4 separate regions of the Homo sapiens genome follow, and all the other regions are linked to region 4. A link is a contact called in ENCODE Hi-C or POLR2A ChIA-PET data. All regions are on one chromosome and are shown on one strand. Each heading gives the region's core, a stretch centred on a gene start or an enhancer-like site at or near the end of the contact. The rest is flanking DNA. Distances are from core to core; before and after follow the strand shown.

Evidence for each region. A loop is a pair of places that touch in the nucleus more often than their neighbours do. ChIA-PET counts read pairs that join two places held with the same protein, here RNA polymerase II (POLR2A). Pooled maps may share reads with other maps.
Region 1: a loop to region 4 is called in a pooled map, with 21 times the contacts of the local background. The contact joins the enhancer-like site here to the promoter of TPP2 in region 4. A Hi-C loop is called at or near these places in 1 of 168 maps with a recorded cell type or tissue (GM12878), 7 of 37 single-sample maps with no recorded cell type and 6 of 50 pooled maps.
Region 2: a map of naive thymus-derived CD4-positive, alpha-beta T cell shows a loop between it and region 4 (18-fold over the local background). The contact joins the promoter of GGACT here to the promoter of TPP2 in region 4. A Hi-C loop is called at or near these places in 2 of 168 maps with a recorded cell type or tissue (CD4-positive, alpha-beta memory T cell and naive thymus-derived CD4-positive, alpha-beta T cell) and 9 of 50 pooled maps. POLR2A ChIA-PET finds 5 or more read pairs at or near these places in 2 of 52 experiments (CD4-positive, alpha-beta T cell and PC-3).
Region 3: a pooled map shows a loop between it and region 4 (9-fold over the local background). The contact joins the enhancer-like site here to the promoter of TPP2 in region 4. A Hi-C loop is called at or near these places in 2 of 37 single-sample maps with no recorded cell type and 10 of 50 pooled maps. POLR2A ChIA-PET finds 5 or more read pairs at or near these places in 2 of 52 experiments (CD4-positive, alpha-beta T cell and CD4-positive, alpha-beta memory T cell).

The regions. Positions count from the first base shown.
Region 1 is chr13:104,982,133-104,987,574 of GRCh38, reverse strand. No RefSeq gene overlaps it. Among named protein-coding and RNA genes, the nearest start is that of DAOA, 480 kb to the left of the region's middle. Within about 2 kb of position 3,159, at least 9 of the 41 ENCODE cell types and tissues checked have a DNase peak (open chromatin) inside an H3K27ac peak, as active enhancers do; they include GM12878, where a contact is called at or near this core.
Region 2 is chr13:100,585,524-100,590,822 of GRCh38, reverse strand. GGACT (gamma-glutamylamine cyclotransferase) reads left to right here and starts at 2,034. Exons shown (of 3, transcript NM_001195087.2): 1 at 2,034-2,082. RefSeq lists a silencer at 1,882-2,401.
Region 3 is chr13:105,136,020-105,141,059 of GRCh38, reverse strand. No RefSeq gene overlaps it. Among named protein-coding and RNA genes, the nearest start is that of DAOA, 330 kb to the left of the region's middle. RefSeq lists enhancers at 800-1,209, 1,260-1,469. Within about 2 kb of position 1,564, at least 22 of the 41 ENCODE cell types and tissues checked have a DNase peak (open chromatin) inside an H3K27ac peak, as active enhancers do; they include CD4-positive, alpha-beta T cell, where a contact is called at or near this core.
Region 4 is chr13:102,593,352-102,598,873 of GRCh38, reverse strand. TPP2 (tripeptidyl peptidase 2) reads right to left here and starts at 1,888. Exons shown (of 30, transcript NM_001330588.2): 1 at 1,671-1,888. The coding sequence starts at 1,835. LOC107984588 (a long non-coding RNA gene) reads left to right here and starts at 1,932. Exons shown (of 2, transcript XR_001749984.3): 1 at 1,932-2,426; 2 at 4,473-5,522. RefSeq lists silencers at 1,375-1,664, 1,825-2,114 and enhancers at 2,185-2,244, 2,295-2,454.

The DNA of each region.
Region 1 (5,442 bases), core at 1,910-4,409, 2.4 Mb before region 4:
GTTAACACAATAATAATTATAAATTAATTCTAACAATAAAATATACTACTAACAATAAAACTGGCAATATATAAAATATATAACTAACAATAAAATATAATAGTAACAATGTAAATATAACAAAAATAGTATTTATGTTATTGCCTCTACTTAATTGTTCTGTTATGGATGATTTCCTGAACTACGCCATGACCCTCATTAATTTCCCATGGAACAATATTTTTACTTACTCATATAAATTCTCTTAGTTCATGCTTCCCTGCTATTGCTTTTGAACTTTTTATTTCACCACTAATTTTTGCACAACTGTGGCCAGTTGTAACTCTCATTGCTATCTTTTTTTAAAGGCATTCAAATTACTGTTACATCATTTTCTACACTACATTTTTCTATTTGTCCTTGTTTCTGGTTTACTTCTAAATGATGCCACCTTATCATAAGAAGCCCAGTGTGTTACTAAATGTTATAGATCAAATCAGATTTATATTAAATATAAGAAAAGCGGGCCGGGCGTGGTGGCTCATGCCTGTAATCCCAGTACTTTGGGAGGCTAAGGCGGGCGGATCACGAGGTTAGGAGATCGAGACCATCCTGGCTAACACGGTGAAACCCCATCTCTACTAAAAAAATAATGATAATAATAATTAGCCGGGCATGGTGGTGGGCGCCTGTAGTCCCAGCTACTCAGGAGGCTGAGGCAGGAGAATGGCGTGAACCAAGAAGGCAGAGCTTGCAGTGAGCTGAGATCTTACTACTGCACTCCAGCCTGGCCGACAGAGTGAGACTCCGTCTCAAAAAAAAAAAAAAAAAAATAAAGAAAAGCTAACCGAAGTATTGGGAGATTTGTCCAAGTATATAGAACTTGTATGGGACAAATCTGGATCTAGAATTCAAACTTACAGTTTTCTTTACCAACATGTATTATACATCTGTCTACCTATCTAAATAATGAATATACTGTTATGAAAATAATCCAGAGTCATAATGAAAATATGGCTTTAAAATTAACTTTTGAATAAAGTTATTGCAGTCAGACATATATATGAATATGTATTTTGAAGAAAGTTTGTTCTTGAACTACCAGAAAACTTGTCAAAGACAAGCATCCACACTGCTATTACAATTTAATACCTGAATTAACACAAAATACAGTTATTTGTCATTTCTTTTACTATCCTTACAAAATTATTACTTGAGTTTGATTTGTCCATTATTTTTTTTTTTACATTTCCCAGATAATCTACAGTTGGGTTAAAAAAAAGATAGCTTTTATTTTTTTAAAAAAATCTAACATAAAAAAGAAAATGTCTGTAAATCATTTGCATTATTAATGTACTCCCCAATTTCTACCTGCTTACCATTGCAGAAATTCATTTTATAAAAAATGATATTAGTAACTCATTAAGTGGTTAAATGAAGCTGAACTCACTCAATTAACTGAAAATGGTCACACTGGTTGGTTGTAAATATATAAGAATAAAGCATAGGATCTATACAGCGATAAATTCATAAAAACTAAATGGCTTAAAGCATTGTCAAATATTTTTCTAGTCATATATATGAATTGAAATTCTGCAGAAATGCAGTCTTTTCCACTACTACACATTAATTTTAAGTAGACTGGTTGCAACTCAATTTTATGACTTCATACATGAGAATTAGGATAGTTTGAGAATATTTTATTTCTAAAAAACTTAGAACATTTATTATTATTAAAGGATATAGTAAATCACCTTATTATCTAAAATGCTGCTTTCTATAGTGGGTAGAAGAAGTTCTGCAATAGAAATTAGAAAATGATAAATGTAGTATATTATTTGTAGTATATAGTTTATTCTGTAAATATGGGTATGTCAATTAGTTTCTTTATTTCTAAACTCAAAAGTGAGGGTTTCATATTAGAAATGACCAAATACATTTGAAAGTACTTCAGAAGTAAAAATTATTTTGTATATATAACACTGTGTGTTATTTTGAAGCAGATAAGTTAATGCTTCAATATTACCACAGAACATGAAAATGAATTATTTTCTAAGTAGAGGAAAACAAATTATTACTGGCCTGGAAATCTCTGGGTAATAGCAATAAGTCTCTAAGGAGCATTAACTTCTAAATTGTCATTTTTGTGATTTGGAAATGAAACCATTTCAATTGCTGAAGTGCTAAGCACTATGGATTTGAAAAATTGTCTATGAACCAGAAGTATTACCTAAATTTTTAGCACTGTCTTTGGACTCGATTGGGTTAATTTTTACACTCAAAGGCAAAGGACATAATATGCAAATGGAATAGAGTTTCAGCCATACTAGACATTTGATCACTTTGTTACTGTTTCAGAGTGTAAGTTTCCTGATTCTCTGTATTATAAATTCTCTAAAGTGTGTCTTCAAGTTTCTTCATGCATCATGAGAGAATCTACTATTTGTACAAAAAGAAAGCTCTTAACTGATTTCTCTTAAAATATTCAATTAGGGGAGAAATGTTAATTACACTATAGCTACAAGTTGTTTTCCATATAGTTGTAGAGATAAGTCAAATGTTATTTCTCAATAAATTTTCACCTGTTGTAGAGGTTAAACTATAAAACGTCATCCAATTAATATTTACATAGATTTGTGTCTTCAAGAGTAATGCAATTCATTTTGCATTGATTGTTTTTGATAAGATAGGAAGTAGATTCATAAAGTAGTTTTCAAGAAGCACAATTATATATTGTCTTGTATGCTGATATCTCTATTAAAATTGTCACTATTACACTTGGGGAAGGCTTAGCTACTTTGTAAAGATGTTCCATAAACTCAGCAGCATATGTGCACTGACCAAGCATTTCCTGTACTGCACCCTCTGTTTCCTCTCTGCTTTTCTGCATCCCCAGGCTACTCTTCCAAATACAGGAAGTGGAATGTACTGCCAAAGCATGCTATATGATTATTATATGTTTCATATTTTACTTCCTCTAACTCCTCCTTTCAGTTTTCTCAATACGTATGAGAGATAGTTGAAGAGATAATGGAACTTCAGAGAAAGCTAACACAATAGTAACTACATGTGATTTTCCTCTTGTTTCCCCTGCTAAAATACACGTTTATGTTTCTTTGAAGCTTTCACATTGTTTAAGCCTTCTGCCCAACTTCATTTTCTCCCTGTGGCTAACCTCAATCTGTTTTCCTCTCTCTCCTGGCTGCCAGCCAGCTACTGAAACTGCAACAGGGCTATTTATAACTTATGGACTGCAAAAGTGAGTTTTTCATATGGCATAGGTACTTTTTTTCTTGTCATTAAGGCCATTATCTTAAAGGACTCCACGGCTATATTTGTAAACTAGATTTCTCATGAACAAAAAGTGAGTTTACATATTGTCAGACATTGGAACACAGTAAATCCTTAGGTAGTCTCAAAGTTGTTTGAGTTTTATCAAATTTCTCTATGTGGAATATTATATATTAAGTATATTCACTATAGACAGTGATGCTCGTTCAATGTTTGGATTAGAATAGATAGAAATATTTCCAACATGAATGACGTTTTTGATCTGAATAAAATCAACATCATAAAAAAATTCTCATTATTCTAGACAACTGAGTTCCAAGAATATGTACAAGCTTTGTGTCCCAAAGGGGAACACAAGACCTGAATCACATATCTTAAGAAAATAGAATCCCTTTAAGTCTCTTTAAAGAAGTCTTGAAAATGAGAGGCTGTGTGATTTAAAGGCACCTGCTTTGGGCTCCCATGGCAACCTGTATCTACATTGTATATGCAACATTTCTAACTGGAATCTAAGCATTAGTTCTCCTCCTTACTTGACTGGGTGCTTTTTAAATTTGTCTTGGCAAGGACCTGTTATGGTAAATAAAGCTTCACTGAAACACAGTCACACTTGTGTGTGTGCGTGTGTGTGTGTGTATTGTGTATGTCTGCTTCCCTGTTACAAAGACAGAATTAAGAGTTGTCAAGAGACATATAGCCCACAATGCCTAAAATATTTACTGCCTGGCCCTTCGGAAAAAAAGAAGTTTGCTAACTTCTTTTTCAGGATATTTATATGCTAAGAGGGTGAATGAATGTATGATCTGATATGTTCAGCAGAGATTCATTTTTTTTAGTCATTCATTTACATGTTTATTACTTCATACAGAATTATCTAGTGTCAGATAACCCTTGGTTCAAATTAGAACTCCACTATCATACTAGTCTTTGGAAAAATTACCTAAACACATTAAACCTTGGTTTGTTCGCCAGTAAAATGAATGTACAAGTTGTACCTGATTCATCCATCCACTCCATCAGTGAGATTTCATGAATGAATCAGTAGGCCTACACAACATTCTTAAGTTGAGGGAAATACTGCTTCAGTTACTTCTCATCTTATTAATCCTCTGTTTCTCCCAATTGTTCTTCTCATGCTTCTTTCTTCTTTTCTTAAAATACGTAAATGCCTATAAGCATGTCCCAAACCTACAATGTTCCCAGATGAAACTGTTTATTCAACAAGTATACATTGCAGGGACGGATGCTTGAGTGAATGAATGCCTTTAGTCTACTGCCCCATCACGTTGTGATGCTACATGGCTTTGGCTTAAATTGAAACCTGAGAAGCATAGAACAACCTGAATATGGTTGGACCTGAAATAGGATAGTGCCTGGACTACGATCAGTCTTCAAAAAGTTGTTTATGGAAAATGTGTCCTATGAAAAAATGATCCTTTAATGACTTTAAATGTTTTTCTTGTAGCATTATAGACTCATATTAACTTGTAACATGACTGAACAGAATCTAGTTTGAGGCACTAAATAGGATGAGACATCTGTTTGCAAAGAGTCCCTATGAAAGCAACACAAATTCTACTAAAATTGAAGCAAGAATAAACATCAAATATATGATGAAGATTGGGTAGAAGAATAGTGAAATCATTAATGCTTTATGAAAACTTTATGGGGACCATGCCACCAAAGAAATCAGCAATCTACAAATGGATAACTCATTATAGGAAGGGTCAAAATTAAACTGACGTCCTGAAGTCTACAGTGACAGACCATTCACATCAATTTGCCAGAAAAAAAATCATCTTGTTTGTCCCCTAACTGAATAGGACGAATGATTAATAGCAGAAACAAAGCCAATACCATAGATGTCTTACTTGCTTCAGCTTACACAATTATGACTAAAAAAATAAAATTGAGTAAATTTTCTGCTTCATGGGTCCCAAAATAATTGTGCTCAGATCAGCTGCAGACAAAAGCAGAGCTCTCAATGGAAATTTTAAATAAGTGAGATCAAGATTCTGAAGCATTTCTTCAAATAATTGTAACAGGAGATGAAATACGGCTTTACCAGTATAATCCCGAAGACAAAGCACAATCAAAGCAATGGCTACCAAGAGGTGGAAATGGGCCAGTCAAACCAAAATCAGACTCTTCAAGAGCAAAATTTATGGCAAC
Region 2 (5,299 bases), core at 785-3,284, 2.0 Mb after region 4:
ACCCCCAGAGTCAGGACACCTCCAGTGTGGCTGGAGATTGTGCATTTCTAAATACCCAGGTGCTGCCAGTGCTGCTGGACTGGGACCACATTTCAAAAACTGCTCTTCAAACTGTGAGTTGTTTTCCAAGAAGTTAAACTGAAGGCTTCATCCCACAGAGCCTATTCTATGTTAGATTGGGCTTCCCCAGCCTTATCTGGGATGCAACTTAACACTTGTCTTGGCTAGGCACTGTGGCTCATACCTGTAATCCCATCGCTTTGGGAGGCCAAGGCGGGTGGATCGCCTGAGCTCAGGAGTTCAAGACCACCCTGGGCAACATGGTGAAATCCTGTCTCTACCAAAAAATACAAGAAACTAGCCGGGCGTGATGGTGGGTGCCTGAGGTCCCAGCTACTCAGAAGGCTGAGGTGGGAGGATCACTCGAGCCTGGGAAACAGGGGTTGCAATGAGCCAATAACATGCTACTGTACTCCAACCTAGGTGACAGAGTGAGAACCCATCTCAAAACAAACAAAAAATTCGTCTAGTCTGCGTCATCTTTAATTTTCCTTTATCAGAAGAATTATTTATCTATTTGTCTCACTTTCCTTTGCTGACATGATTTTCCCCCCTCAAAAAAGAGATGAAAGTGGAATCATTCTTTCGCTTCAAAAAGTTAAGAATTACTGCTGTCTTTAAAAATATTAATATGAGGCCGGGCGCGGTGGCTCACGCCTGTAATCCCAGCACTTTGGGAGGCCGAGGCAGGCGGATCACGAGGTCAGGAGATCGAGACCATCCTGGCTAAAATGGTGAAACCCCGTCTCTACTAAACATACAAAAAATTAGCCGGGCGTAGTGGCGGGCGCCTGTAGTCCCAGCTACTTGGGAGGCTGAGGCAGGAGAATGGCGTGAACCCGGGAGGCGGAGCTTGCAGTGAACCAGATCCCGCCACTGCACTCCAGCCTAGGCGACAGAGCGAGACTCCGTCTCAAAAAAAAAAAAAAAAAAAAAAAAAATATTAATATGAGCTAGACAAGGTTTTTTAATACATTTCAATTTAATTATGAAGTGTCCAAGACAAGAAAAAACTGTGAAAACCAACGACTTATGTACCTGATGGTTTAGATTTCTTTTGGAATTGTACATCTGTTCAAAATACAATTACATCTGCATTGTTGGAAACGTTTGGATAAAAACCAGTTTATATAAAGGTTTCAATCAGTCCACATCCATGAGAAAGTAGAAAGGGCAGGAAATGATTAAGGGGGATTATTGCTAATCTGATAAACACAGATTTGTGTCTTTCGGAGAGACAGAAGTGTCACTCTCTCCATAGCTGTACCATTCCTACCACCTGGCCCCCAAGTGGCATTGCTTTAACCCATTGTCTCTAGGGAAAATGTTCTCTTTCGATTTTGGTTCTCAGTCCTATAATTTCTGGGGCTTAAATTAGTCCTGGAGCTAGGGAAGAGGTGATGTCATCCTTCCATTGTCTCCTTCGGCCACAGTTTCATTTTAAGAGTATTGGTAAGTAAGTGGGCAGTGTGACTAGATGGCGGTCTGGACTCGGTATCAGGGCTGTGTGCATGCCCAGCTGGGGGGCCTTGGTGGTGTGTGATGTGATAGATACACACATGGTTGGCATCCCCAAGTGTGTCTGCGCTTGGGTTCATTTGTGTGTGCATGTGTGTCCATTTGATGTGGCGTGTCCCCAAGCTTGTGGAGTCGTCTGTGAGTCTGTTTTGTGGGGTGTGGCCCAGGTGTGTCAGGGTCCACCATGCAGTCGGGGCTTGAGCCTGAGTGCCCAGGTGTGTTAGGGTGGATGTGACTTCTGTGGGGCGTCCCCAGGTGTGTGAAGCTGGTTGCGCTGTGTCTGCGGCGGGGCGTCTCCGGCGGGCATCGGCGTGGGTGGGTCTGGCTGTTAGGCGGCCAGTTGTGCGAGCGGCCACGTGTGTGCGAGGGCGCCGCAGGGGCTGGCGGGCCTCGCGTTCCGCCTGCAGGGGGCGCCGCCGGGGGCGGCCTGGGAGCAGAGGCGCGGGCCCGGCCCTGCATTTCCGCCCTGGCCCTGCCCTCCCCGACAGCCCCGGCTGCCGGCAGGTGAGGCGCTGAGCCCGGGCGGGGGTCGGGGCTGCGCCTGCTCCGCCCCCCAGGCGGGGTGTCCTGGCGCCCGCGGGAACCTGGGGCGTCGCTCCCTGCGCGGCGTCCGGGTCGAGGCCGCAGCACTCGGCGTCCCCGCGGGTGAGGGAGGAGGCCTGGGGCGCCGCCGGCCGGCGAGGCCAGCCGGAGGGAGGGGACGGTGGACCCCGAAACGCGTCCTCCATTGCCCCGCGCGGGGGCCACGGGCGCGATTGCCAGAACGGGCAGAGGGCGGTAAAAGCCAGGAACCGCCTCACGCACGGGCGCTGCTTCCCTGTAAAGGAAGCGTGACAGCCCACACGCTGGCTTTCAGAGGACCTCAGCTGAACCGGGCTAACACTTCTCAGAAATTGTTTTTCATTTTAAAGATTTCCTGTTTGTAAGGAGACTAGAAGCTGCAAAAGAAATCTAAAAACGTCTCCTGGCACTTGTGAATTTCTGATCTAAGGTTTCTTTGGAGCCATTAGTGAAACTTCTGAAATTTTGAAGAAATTTACTGCCTTGATTATTAATTATGGTTATCATTGCTGTTTTACTCTGTGGGCCAAGGACAACGCCACAAGCTCAAAAGCAGACTTAAGTGTTTTTTGAACACAGCTTCTTAACTCCACGCTTAGTTGATTTAATATTTAAGTGATAAGAAAATGCAGTCGATTTCTGGCCCTTTTTATTGTTTGGGATGAAGTCTTGCCCTGTTGCCCAGGCTGGAGTGCAGTGGCGCGATCTCGGCTCACTGCAACCTCTGCCTTCCGGGTTCAAGCGATTCTCCTGCCTCAGTCTCCCGGGTAGCTGGGATTACAGGCGCCTGCTATCACGCCCAGCTTATTTTTGTGTTTTTAGTAGAGACAGGGTTTCACCATGTTGGCCAGGCTGGTCTCGAACTCCTGACCCCGTGATCCGCCCGCCTTGGCCTCCCAAAATGTTGGGATTACAGGCATGAGCCACTGCACCCGGGATTTGTGGCCTTTTTTAAAAGCAAGTTATTCGTTTTGCTAAATGTCCCAGGAGAAATGATTAATGAAAAACTAAAGGTGACCTATTTAAAGTGTAGGTCTTACACACACGTAGGTGTCCTTATGTACATTTACCTGTAAGTGAAGACTTTTCCCTGGCCTCATTCAATTTATTGAAATGCTCAGATGAAGAGCACCTGCAGTTTGCCCGTATTTTCCCAAAATGCCTTGTTTTCCTGAAACTATTCCCAGAAGAAGCCAGACTTCCCTGAATAAGCAGACCACTGTGTTCTAGCAGAGATTCGTATTGTAAAAGCTGAGTTTGCAAAGTTAAATTAATTTCTAATTGGTGGATTTTTGTACGGAAATACTTTGGGCTAGTTGATTTTACTAACCAGGCCCTAACTACTACTAGTTAGGAGAGGGTGGTTGTTTGTGGTGATCTGGATAGTAGGTAGCAGTAAGCAGAATAGAAGAGGGATTTTAAAATGATCTGTTCATTTCTCTCTTTACTAGTAAGATTTCCAATCTGTGTCCATTCTTGAAGTGAAGTCATTGGGAGGCTTTGTATCCACCTCGAGCCAGGGCCCTTACCAGTGATTAGGACACCAGCAGGCTGGTGTGGAAGTGTAGTGCAGCCATGCTTGAAGAGGGGACAGGACCCAAGGAAAGGTGACAGTAAGAGGACAGAAACACGAAATATTCGCAGCCCTCTTTAGAACATCCTCCATCTAGGCAAACTCTATTAGGAATTTTAAGAGTTCTCAATTAAACATGACTGCCCAGTGTCCTGCTGAACAGGAATTCATTCTTCAGTTGAAGCTCTATTGTCAGTAAAACTACTCAGGATAAGGCAGCCGTGTTTAGGCCGTGAGGACCTGCCCCTGGACTGCGGAGCTTGCTCCGTAAAAGGCATCGTGATACCCCCTTAAATGGATTTACAGAAAAGACTTAGCTATTGGAAGTCTCTGGGATTGTATGGCATCATGAGGTAACAGACCTGGTAAATAGCTAGAACGTAGCGAAGAATGAAACCAGAGGCAGTGTGCTGTTGGAACTGAGAGGTGAGTGCTCACTGGAGGGCCAGGAGAAGGTCACAGTTGGGGAGACCTTAAGCAGAGAACAGATTTTTATAGGCACAGGAATGGAAAGGGTGGCCAACACCATGAGCAAAAATAAGAAGCTGAAAATGACAGTGTGTTCAGACAAAGGTGAACAACTGGCGTGCTGAGGCTGGACTCCGCGAGAGGAGGGGTGGGGTCGGGGGTGGGGGTGCCTGGAAAGCAAGGCTCTCCAGTGATAACCTCTACATTTTGATCAAGGTTCTGATTTTGTTTGTTTGTTTGTTTTGCTTATTGGGAAAATTTTAAGCAAACATAAAAGCCCAGCAAAGTAGAATGAATTTCCATATATCCATCAAATGGACTTCACAAGTCTTGTTTGGCCATATCCACTTCATCTTTTTTTTTCTTTTTTTGGTTGTGGCTGAAGCAGTTTAAAGCAGTTTATTCCAGACAACATAACACTTCACCCCTAAATTGTTCAGTATGTTTCTCCAGAGAAAGGGCATTTGCTTGTGTAACCATAATACAATTATCACCTCCTGATGAAATTGACAATAATTCCTTAACATTTTCTAAAACCTAGTCCATGATCAGATTTCCCTGATCACCTCAAAAATGAACTTATTTTTACTGTTGGTTTGTTTGAATCCACATCCAGACAAGAATTTGTTGACTGTTACCTTTTTATTTTATTTTATTTTTTGAGACAGGAACCAGCTCTGCTGAGATCATGGCTCACTGTAACCTCGAACTCCTGGATTCAAGCCATCCTCCCACCTCAGCCTCCTGAGTAGTTGGGATTACAGGCATGTGCCACAATGCCCAGCTATTTTTTTTTTTTTTTTTTTTTTTTTTTTTTTTTGGTGGAGACAGGTATTGCCCAGGCTGGTCTTTTTTTTTTTTTTCCTTCCTGAGACGGAGTCTCACTCACTCTTGTCACCCAGGCTGGAGTGCAGTGGCACAATCTTGGCTCACTGCAACCTCCGCCTCCTGGGTTCAAGTGATTCTCATGCCTCAGCCTCCCAAGTAGCTGGGACTACAGGCGCATGCCACCACACCCAACTAATTTTTGTATTTTTAGTAGAGACGGGGTTTCACCATGTTGGCCACACTGGTCTGGAGCTCCTGAACTCAAGTGATCCACCTGCCTCTGCCTCCCAA
Region 3 (5,040 bases), core at 315-2,814, 2.5 Mb before region 4:
AGATCTGTGTGAAGGGTCAAATACAAGGAAGGATTTTGTAGTACTGGACTAGAAAATATTTTATCCTAAGTGGAAACAGAACATATGGGCATGTAAGCAGCTTGAGCATGTACTTCAATTCCCTGGTAAGAAATCTCCTCTTGAAAATTTGAGTCAGATAGTCTGAAGTGTTCTGCTGGAATGAAATCAATATATGAAATTTAAAATGTTGGAGTAATCTGCACTTAGGTAACCATGCAGTGCAGTGACTTCATGGGTGCCTTCAGATTAGAACAATATAAAATTTGAGGAGCAAAAGTGCAAACATTTGAGAAATGCTCATAGTTAAGTGGTGATTGCTGAGGAGATTTAAAAGAAAGAAATACAAAATTAATCATAGAAGAAAGAAGATAATATAGTGCCAAAAAACCCACAAGAGAAATAGTTTAAGAAGTGAATAATACATTAAATAAGACAGAGAAATCAGCAATACAAGACAACTGAATTTAAAACTTAACAGATTATTTGTGACCTGACCACTGAGTAAAAATACTCAGTAAAGTGGTTGGAATGGAAACAGTATTGTTTCTCAAGGGTACAATAAAAGACAATGACTTGGAGAGGTGACTGCAAAACAGAGTGACAAGATTCTAAGTAGAGCCATAAGACTCACTGTGAAAACAAATGTCCTGCTCTATTTGGTTCTAAAATTCATTATCTGCAAAAGTTCTACAATGCTGAGGGGCCATATTTTGTTTGTATGTTTCAACTCATACTTTACCTCTGCTGCCTCACAATAGCCTGCAAAAATAGCCACTGCCCCACAATACCTTGGAAGTAGGAACTGCGCCTCACGCAGGCCGCCTACAGGACAGGGAAGCAGCTGGAGACCCATGAGATGGCTGAACCAAACAGAATCCAGACCGGGCTTGCTTTGGAAATGTGGGGCAAGAAATACCAATTAAATAAGGCAGTGAGTGGTGGGAACTAAACTAAAATGCCATCTGGTAGGTCATGGATGGAGAGAACCACGGGGCTATCGATAAGCCAAAGCTGCAAGCTGTCAGTGACTCTGTGAAGAAACCGAAAGTCAATGCGTGCAGCGAGAAGAGGGTGATTGAGGAAGTGCTGCAGCATGGCTATGGGCGATAGAAAGACTGCAGCTCTTGACTCAAGCACGGAGGGAGGAGGTGGTTTTGAAACAGCCTCGGATGCTGACAGATTGCCTTCTGTAGCTCTAAGTCCTTAAAATAACCCAACTCGGTGGCTGTGTGTGGTTTTGTTTGTTTTGTTTGACCCAAATAGCTTGGAAGACTCAGACATCTTCTGTAGTCTCGGTTCTAGCAGTGCCAGAGCTAGATGAACCTGGTAGTTTAAATTTTCAAAGGGTTGGTAAACGATGTATGGTAAGCAGGAAAGAAAGGATAATGAGCACAGTAAGAGGAACTAGGGGAAAGGTACTTTGGTGAGGCTGAAACTGCTTCAGTTCCCGCTCTGCCTCTCTCTCTCATGAATCACTATGACCTGAATAGGGAGAAAACGAACGCACATGTTGGAAATCAGGTTGAGCGGATTTCACGTCATTTCCACATAGCACCCTATCCAGTGAGAGGAAATTATCTGCCTCTTTGTGAAAGTGACAGGGATGTGCAGGCACAGTGCAATTCCTTGGGGAAGTGAGGGCAGTGTCTGCATATAGTTATCAAGCAAGAAATTGTTGAGTGTTGCGATTGCAAAGAAAAGAACAGAATTGAGAACACCCGAGTCTTTATCGATCAAGCCCCAGAATAGCAATCATGACAGGGCAGGTTATGAGTTTAGCCAGCTGTGTGAGGTAACAAGGCCTCCTACAGCTCTTCTTTTGGGAGCTTCAGTTGAGTGATAAGTCATCCTCTCTCTAGAGTAAGGCAGTAGCAGGAAACAGCTGTATGCCAATTGTAAATTCTCCCACATTTCAGTGGAGATGTAGTCCAGGTCTTACTTGCCCCTGTGGATTATCTAAGGCAACTAAAATCAATTGATGAAATTTCCTTCCCACTGGGTTAATTTTCTGGAGCTGAAAACAGCCTTCTGAAAACCAGGAATCGATTCTGTGAAGCTCTTATAAATAGGAGAGTTAATAATTTGGTAAAAGTTTCCTCTTCTTATAAAAGATATTTTCTCCTCTCTCTCTGTTTTTTTTTTTTGAGACAGAGTCTTGCTGTGTCACCCAGACTGGAGTGCAGTGGTGCGATCTCGGCTCACTGCCAGCTCTGCCTCCCGGGTTCACGCCATTCTCCTGCCTCAGCCTCCCGAGTAGCTGGGACCACAGGCGCCCGCCACCACGCCCGGCTAAGTTTTTGTATTTTTAGTAGAGACAGGGTTTCACCGTGTTAGCCAGGATGGTCTCTGTCTCCTGACCTCGTGATCCGCCCTCCTCGGCTTCCCAAAGTGCTGGGATTACAGGCATGAGCCACTGCGCCTGGCCCATAAAGGATATTTTCTCTACCTCTAAGAAACTCCATGCCTAAAACATATGAAACATCAAAAAACATCCTGGATGATATCAGAGAGAAAGAGCATCAGCAAGTGTTTGCTGGCATTAGCAGGTACTATGCTAATATATAGGCCATGGTATATGTAAAGCAAAAATAAAAGAAAGAAAAAAAGAAAGCTGATTACACAAGACCAGTATGTCCTGATGATTGCAGTTGTGTTAGGAAATCTTTTAGTTAATTCTAACATCCTTTGTTTTCTTATCTTTAGCATTTGTACTTCTGTTTTGGTGGTCATTGCAGAATTACTTTGGTATTCACTAATCACTATTAATTCATATGCAAGTAGCCATTTAAATATGTTTCCCTTTGGAATGAATATTAGCTACTATGGTTAATAAATAAAAGTAATTTTGGGGAGTTCTCTGGGACTAGGAAATTATGTAGCCTTTTACATAATTAATCTTTAAGTTCCATTGGTTGCAAGTAATGATGATCGTCTTTTGACAATTTATTGTATAGGTGTAACAAGAATTTTAGTTTTGGGAAATTCTACCCCACAAGAGATTCTTTTGAATATTCTTTCTGTAGAGTTCCAAGTAATGAAAAGAAAAACTACTGTTTATTGAACATCCATTCCATAATCTGTCTTTAAATATAGTTGTCTTTCAATGCAAATAATAAGTTTTTCTTATACATGTTTTTCAGATAATATGTAAAATATTTTTCACATTCATTCAAGGTATTTTAAGCACCAAATGACATTACTTATGGACCATTCTATTCTTCTGTTGTGTTTAATCTCAAAATAATAAGATAAGCAACTATAAATTAGTGAATACTTGCCATGACACATAGACTTTGCATATTGTAGCTTATTTAGTAGATAATAAAAATTATTTTGCATATAAAGAAACTGAGACTAGTAGAAGATAAGTAGCTTGATCAAAATCTAAGATCTCTGTCCTGCATATTCTAGTTTTGCCTCTTTGGCTCTCCTTTCTAATCTTTTTCTCCCTGTTCTGTGGCCCAGAAAGCTACCTCTATGGGTCATGTAAACTCAGCTCTTTTGTATTCTGTTTCCTGATTGGCGTCAGCCAATAGACAGCACCAACAGTCATCAGATGGTAGGAAGAGAGAGAGCAGCAAGGGTATTTATTCCTCTGCCTTCTTTCTTAACAATGCACGTTTTGGCTTTGGCTGCGTTCCTTTTAAAAGGCACAACTTCTGCTGGTCAGTCTTCTTCTACAGCTACCGGTTTCTGTGTTGCAATAAATGCTCCCTTTCTTTGCCCTTTCAGACCTGGGGCAGTAATGCCTCCATGCTTATCAACGCTAGGGTTCTTATTATTCATGGTTGGCTAACACAGGACAACCAACACCATTATAAATTACTCATTATATTCTATGAAATCTCTTCAATTCACCTCCTGAGAGTGCATCAATTTCTTCCAGGACTTTGACTGATATAGAAATTGTCACCAGAATTGGCTGGAGGAAGCAGAACCTTAGATTGGAATTCTGGTATTAAATCATTCACATATTTAATGAATGCATTTATTATCTCCCTTGCCGGGGAAAATGGAATATGATGATCTGTGTCATATGGTGGCATCATGAAGGCAGGTAGAGGGCAAGGCATTTGGAGAGCAGATGACTGTGACTCAGTAGCCATAACTAGAATGATAAGTGTAATAAGCAAAGCTCAGGCTGCTGTTGCTGGTGGTTCTAAAAAGGATATCCAGGGAAGTGAACCAACTAAAAGACTGGAATGTAAGCCCAACTCAAGGCTCACATGAGGAACTCAGATGGCCGCCAAGACAGCTTTAAAAATGGCCTTAATCTGCCATAGCTCCAGGGCAGATATGGCTGAAACTCAAGCCCAGTTCCCAACTGCAGTTGTCACAGAACTGCAGCACTAATGAATGTGACCCTCCAGAATTATTTTACTAAGGAGATCTAAGGGAAGAGTGGGTGTTACTGAGATATGGGATGGAGATATCCCCGCAGACAAAAGCAAGGCTAGTAACTTTTAACCCTTAAGTCATCCTAAAGGTTCCTTATCTGGTAAAGTAAGGATTTTCTGCTGAGTGAAAGAATCAGGCTTCTCTTGAAACTCTTGCAGTGACTCCCCCTGGAGCACTTGTCTTTTCTGCTCACCACCTTCATGGCTCCCAGACCCACAATAAAAATCAGATTCCAACAGACCCCAGTTGGAGGAGTAAAAAACTCCTGTAGGAGAAAGGAATTCTATACACCAAAAAAGTGGCAGATTCAATTGACAGGAATCTAGGGAACATATTGGAGTGGATTCTGAGAGTGTTAGACCAAAAAGCATAAAAAAACAGGGTGATATACCCTACAGGGAGCAAGGATTTTGTAAGCAGCTGGAAGCAGCACTGATAGTTTAACTAAGTTAGTGAATTCAGTCTGACTTATCTTAATCAGTGGGGTTGAATTGCAAAGCTGCTCTGGCAAACTCTGTATCAGAGATCAACCAAACCATGAGCCAAACCCAGCCAGCCAGCTTGTTTTTGTAAATAAGGTATTATTGGAACACAGATGCTCAAACTCAGTAATGCCTTATC
Region 4 (5,522 bases), core at 639-3,138:
AATTAGCCAGTCCTCTTATAATCAATTTTCACAACAAGGCTGTGGGGTGAAAATTATTGTTACTTTAGAGAGAGTAACAGAATAATGTGAGAAACAGATCTGGAAATTCTACCAACAAATTCTACCAAGCAGCACTTCTCCAAACTTTTCTGACCCTCTTATTATCCTGACAAAAGAACCGGTGAACCACTTATCCCAGCTGTTTTCCTCCCACTCATCCTATAAAAAGTAAACACACTCCACAGCTGAATGAAAAGCATTATTACTTTGTAATAAAGCCCCAAATGAGTTGATAGCTGTCATTGTTCTAAGTCTTTAAGTTATTAATACAACGACAACTATATAACTCCAGTTACCGGGAGGGAATTCAGTACCTGATCCTCTTCTGATTCACAAAAGATGTGCTGTACTCCAGAGTGGTGCTGAAGAACACACACCAGGAATCAAGATTCCCAGGGGTTTCTAAGCAGATTCGGCCAGACTCCCCCTCGTTACTTCCAAAATGCTACCTCAATAATCAGAAAGCACGATAAAGGATCCAGAAGGGAAGGGACATTGTGGGGAGGAGGATGAGTGTTTAGTGTAGAAAGGAGGATAAGATAGCCAGGGGCTGATCAACGAGAGATCAGCATACAGTAGGATTAGTCAGGGATGCTGGGAGATGGATCTTGAATAACGGTGAAATTTTATTACTGGATTTCAGTAAAGGGTTAAAAGTACAAAAGTTAAACTTTAAAGACTTTAAACAGAATGCTTTTAACGAGAGACAACATACTTTCAAAAAAACTACCTTCTGGTATGATACCTTGAATCTACAGATTTTAAAGTTGCCTAAGGCAAAAAACTAAGTAATTTTTAAAAACCGTCGTATGTTTTCAGGTTTAAAAAAAAAAAAGTCGCATATTTTCATAAGGTCTGAGAAGCTCGCCAAAACCAAACCTAACTGAATTCTCCTTATGTAAACGAAGACTAAGCCACAAGATTCAATGACCCTAAGCAAACACGCTGCAGAAGACCGTTTAAAAATAGAATACACAAAACTACCACAGGAAACAATTCCGGAAGAGGACTGGGTTATCTTCTGGAAACCCAGCTTTCGTGCTTAAAGACAAACTATTCTTCCCCAAACCAAATCTCCCGATCCCTAAACATTAAGTTCTCACATGTCAGTTGCCTATCTGGTGTCTCCACCCCACCCCAATGATAAAAGCTGTAAAATTCTCTTTAAAAACGTCAGGCTGGGACCGGTGTCCGAGGCACGAGGGGTAGGCAGAGGAAGGCGGCGTGGAGGGAAGGAGCCTGGGGGGTCCGGCCTGGCAGCGCCGAAGCGAGAAGGAAGGGGAGTCCCTGGGGCCAAAGGGGGACCCAGGCTTCCCCAGGCAGCCGCGCCGGGCACGCTGCTTTTGTTGAGCTGGGGGGACCACGGCCCAACCTGGGGTCCGGGCCCTCGCCCGCCCAGCGACCCTGGCACTGTGCGCCGTTGAGTCCCCTTGGCGGGCGCCCGTCCCTCCCGCGCCTGGCTCTGACCTCTGCCCACCCCGGTGCTGCCCACCCCGGCCCGGACTCGGCCGCAGAGCGGGGCTTTGGCCTGCCGGGCTCCGAGACTGTGTCCCCACCCGCGTCCCCGGCCGCCCGCGCCCCCGCGCCCGGGCCCTCGGGGGCCGCCTCACCTGCATGCCCGGAGCCCCCGGGTCGACCCCCGTGTCCAGGACTGCGATGAGCACCCCCCGCCCATCATACTCCGGGTAGCGGCAGAGGAAGGAGGCGGCTCCGGTCTCCTTCTTCGGCAGGAGACCGTGAAAAGGGAAGGGCTCCTCAGTCGCAGCGGTGGCCATGGACGCAGGATGGAGGACGAGGAAGCGGCAAACTGCCAGGCTGCGCGCGGACTAGCAGCGCGAGGACACCCGTGCGGCCTCGGGCCGGAGGCGGGGGCGAGGGGCGGGGTCGGCCCGTCTTCCACCAATCCCGGCCTGCCAGGGAGCGGTGGCCAATCACGTGCTGCTACGTAAGCCAACGGCGCCGCTCTCAGGAGCTAGGCCCGAGTATTGCCCGGGCTGCAGTGAAGGGGGAGGAGTCTGAGGACATTACTGGAGGGTTCGGATCTCGAACCTGGGGCCTTGAAGAGGCCCGCGCTTGGGGTTTTTAGGCAACAGCAGGCCTCCAAGCAGAGTCCTGGTGTCCCGGACCGAATCACTCCCCGAGAGACGGGCAAGGAGATGGACCGCCAGCCAGGAATAATGGGAACCCTTCGCTTGGCAAACGATAGTTTCCAAACTTAAGGTTGTGGATGAAACTTTTTGGTGCGGCTGCTGCAGGAGCCCCAGCCCCGGGGTGCTGCTGACCCGAGGCAAGGGAGCCGGCGCACTCACGCTTAGCCGCTAAGGAGTCTGCGGTGTCGGCGAAAGCTCCGGACATGATTTTGGAAGGTCGTAGGTTAAGGGGTGTAGACTTTGGGTTCCCCTGTGTTGTTATGCCCCTTTGATGGGGGTGAGGTGGTGAGGGGGAGCAATAGGGTGGAGACAGGCAATAGTTTCAGTCAACAGGAAGTGGGTTGTTGGTCATTCCGTCGCCTTTGTAGCCAGTAACAAAGCACGAGACTGAAATGGGCCCCTCCTATCCTCTGCTGATCCTTAGCTTCCGGGATTTCTGAAAAACATCTTTTTTTTTCCTCTTACACTGAAGTTTCTGATTGCTCCTTACGGCTGTCCACTCAATTATAGAGCCATAATTTTCAGTTTTCCAGATTCACAGTGCCTGCCGTCAGTTGCTGCAAGCTGCATAGTGGTCCTCTAATGATCTTTATGTCTATGCTCATGCCAGGGTAATCTTAGCCTTTTATTGTGCCGAAGACCCCTTTGGCAATCTGGTGAGGCCTATTTCTCAAGCAGTGTTTTAAAATGCATACAATGAAATAGATAGGATTACCCAGGAAATAAATTATGTTTAAATGCAGTTATCAAAAATACTAAAGGCAATTTTGTTATATAGCAGGAGCTTTACGTGTGTGTGTATAGTTACAGGTGTACTTCTTTTGCATTAAATAACAGGAGCTAGGGCCAAGGCTAATAAACTACCATAACTTCAAAATAGTGAAGAATATAATTATTTGGAGATAGCGGTGAAAACTGCACTACGATGAACTGATTTTTATTGGTGACATAACAGCATAACTACCCTGGTTTTTGCCTACATTCATACTTGATGTGAAAAAAATTAAGAGGTTTGTATCTTTTTTCTACGGAAGTTTTTGAACCCCTTGGATTCTGTCTATGGACACCAAGTTAAGAATACCTGGTATAAAGGAAAGCCTTATGCATGCGGTTTCCAACCCACAGAATTTCAGAGATCCTCCATTAAGTCTCAAAAATTATTCTTATGGCTGTGCAATGGTTTCAGCTGATTCCTTGATCATTTATTCAGTCCATAAGTCTTACACAAGCATGTTCTCTTTAGTGCAGAGGAAAAAGAAAAGTTGAATGTTTTTCTTCTTATTCCCAACTGTTTACATTACCTCTAGAAAAGAATTTCAAATTAACACAGACGAAAACAGAATAACAAACTCGCAGAAGACATTCAGTATAGAGCTTATAGTGATAGAACAGAATGGCTCCCAGTTTCAAGTGAACCATAGTCCAATCACTTCATTTTATAGATGAAGAAACAAAGTTAACTGACTGTCATGGATTACAAAACAGGTTGATGAAAACACGGGATTTGTCTTCTCACAATCTCTCCCCAGTATGTTCTACCACACCATGTGCATGACTTTGCCAGAGTATCACCCAATGAATAAATGGGGAATGAACAGTTTATTATGAAACCTAGGTGGCAGACTTTTTATTAGACTGCCGTAACAATGTTCTTTAGATTTTTCTTTTCCTTTCCTTTTCTTTTTCTTTTTTGACACAGAGTCTCACTCTGTGGCCCAGGCTGGAGTGCAATGTCACAATCTCGGGTAACTGTAACCTCCGCCTCCCGGGTTCAAGCAGTTCTCCTGCCTCAGCCTCCCGAGTAGCTGGGATTACAGGTGCATGCCACCACACCTGGCTAGTTTTTGTATTTTTAGTAGAGACGGGGTTTCGCCATGTTGGCCAGGCTGGTCTTGAACTCCTGACCTTAGGGGATCCACCCACCTCGGCCTCCCAAGGTGCTCAGATTACAGGCATCAGCCACTGCACCCGGCCAGATTTTTCTTTTTTTGCTTACATATCCCATAAACATGTTTTTAAAAAAGTTATGTATCCCTTTGTACAGCTGTAAAATGAAGTCTAAATTTGTCACAATTTTTTTTTTTTTTTTTGAGATGGAGTTTTGCTCTTCTTGCCCAGGCTGGAGTGCAATGGCGGGATCTCGGCTCACTGCAACCTCCACCTCCCGGGGTTCAAGTGATTCTCCTGCCTCAGCCTCCCAAGTAGCTGGGATTACAGGCATGTGCCACCACACCCAGCTAATGTTTGTATTTTTTTAAATAGATACGGGGTTTCTCCATGTTGATGTCAGACTGGTCTCGAACTCCCGACCTCAGGTGATCCACCCGCCTCGGCCCCCCAAAGTGCTGGCATTACAAGCGTGAATCACTGCGCCCGGCCTATCATAAATTTTAAAAATTATAAAGGATGTAATTTCTGGCATAGTATAAATATCGTCATTATTTAATGAAACTTTCACGTTTCTCATGTAAATATACCCAGTTGAGTGTAACTCTGATAGCTACCATCAACTATTTATAAAATATCTGAACACTTAAAAGCAGACATTTTATATCACTATTTCTTCTGGAAACTTTATTTCCATTCTATATGGAATTTTTTCTCATTGTAATTTGCATTTATAATGGAAAGGCATATTGATAATGTATCATCATCTGCAATAAAAATATATTAATTTTAAAAATTTTCCTGGAAGAAAAATGTTAAACTTATTCTTTTGGGTTATCTTTCAGTTATTACAAAGTTGATTACAACAACATGAGTAAGTCTTAAGCTTTGATTAAAAATTACAGGACAAAAAAATTTTTATTGAAAATAGAGCTCTTAAAAAGATGCTTGGTATAAATAAGTCATGCTTCTGTTAATGACAGGACTAGTTAAAAGGATAAGATTTGTATGTCTGTGTCTCTTGTAAAATTGAATCATCAATTCTTAAGAAGCGAAACCAGGATATATAAGTATTACATAATATGCCCAGAAAGTAATGTGAACAAAATTCAGACGTACGTTGAAGCTCCCATTTTAAGAATCACTCATATGACAAATGTCATCTTTTGCTCTATAACCTTTGCTTAAATTGTAGAAAAGATGGATTTAATGAGACAAATGAAAAGTGGTTTAACATAACACACAGCAGAGCATATGCTGTTATGCTTTGGTGTTTGTTCCCTAGCCCTTGTTCCTCATAATAGATTGTGGAATGTTTCAAAAATGCTGTAACTTTTTTTTGCTAATTGTGGTCTTAACAAAAATTGTTCTTGATTTTAAAAAAAGATGGATAGGATTGGTTATTGAACTTTGATATTAAATAAA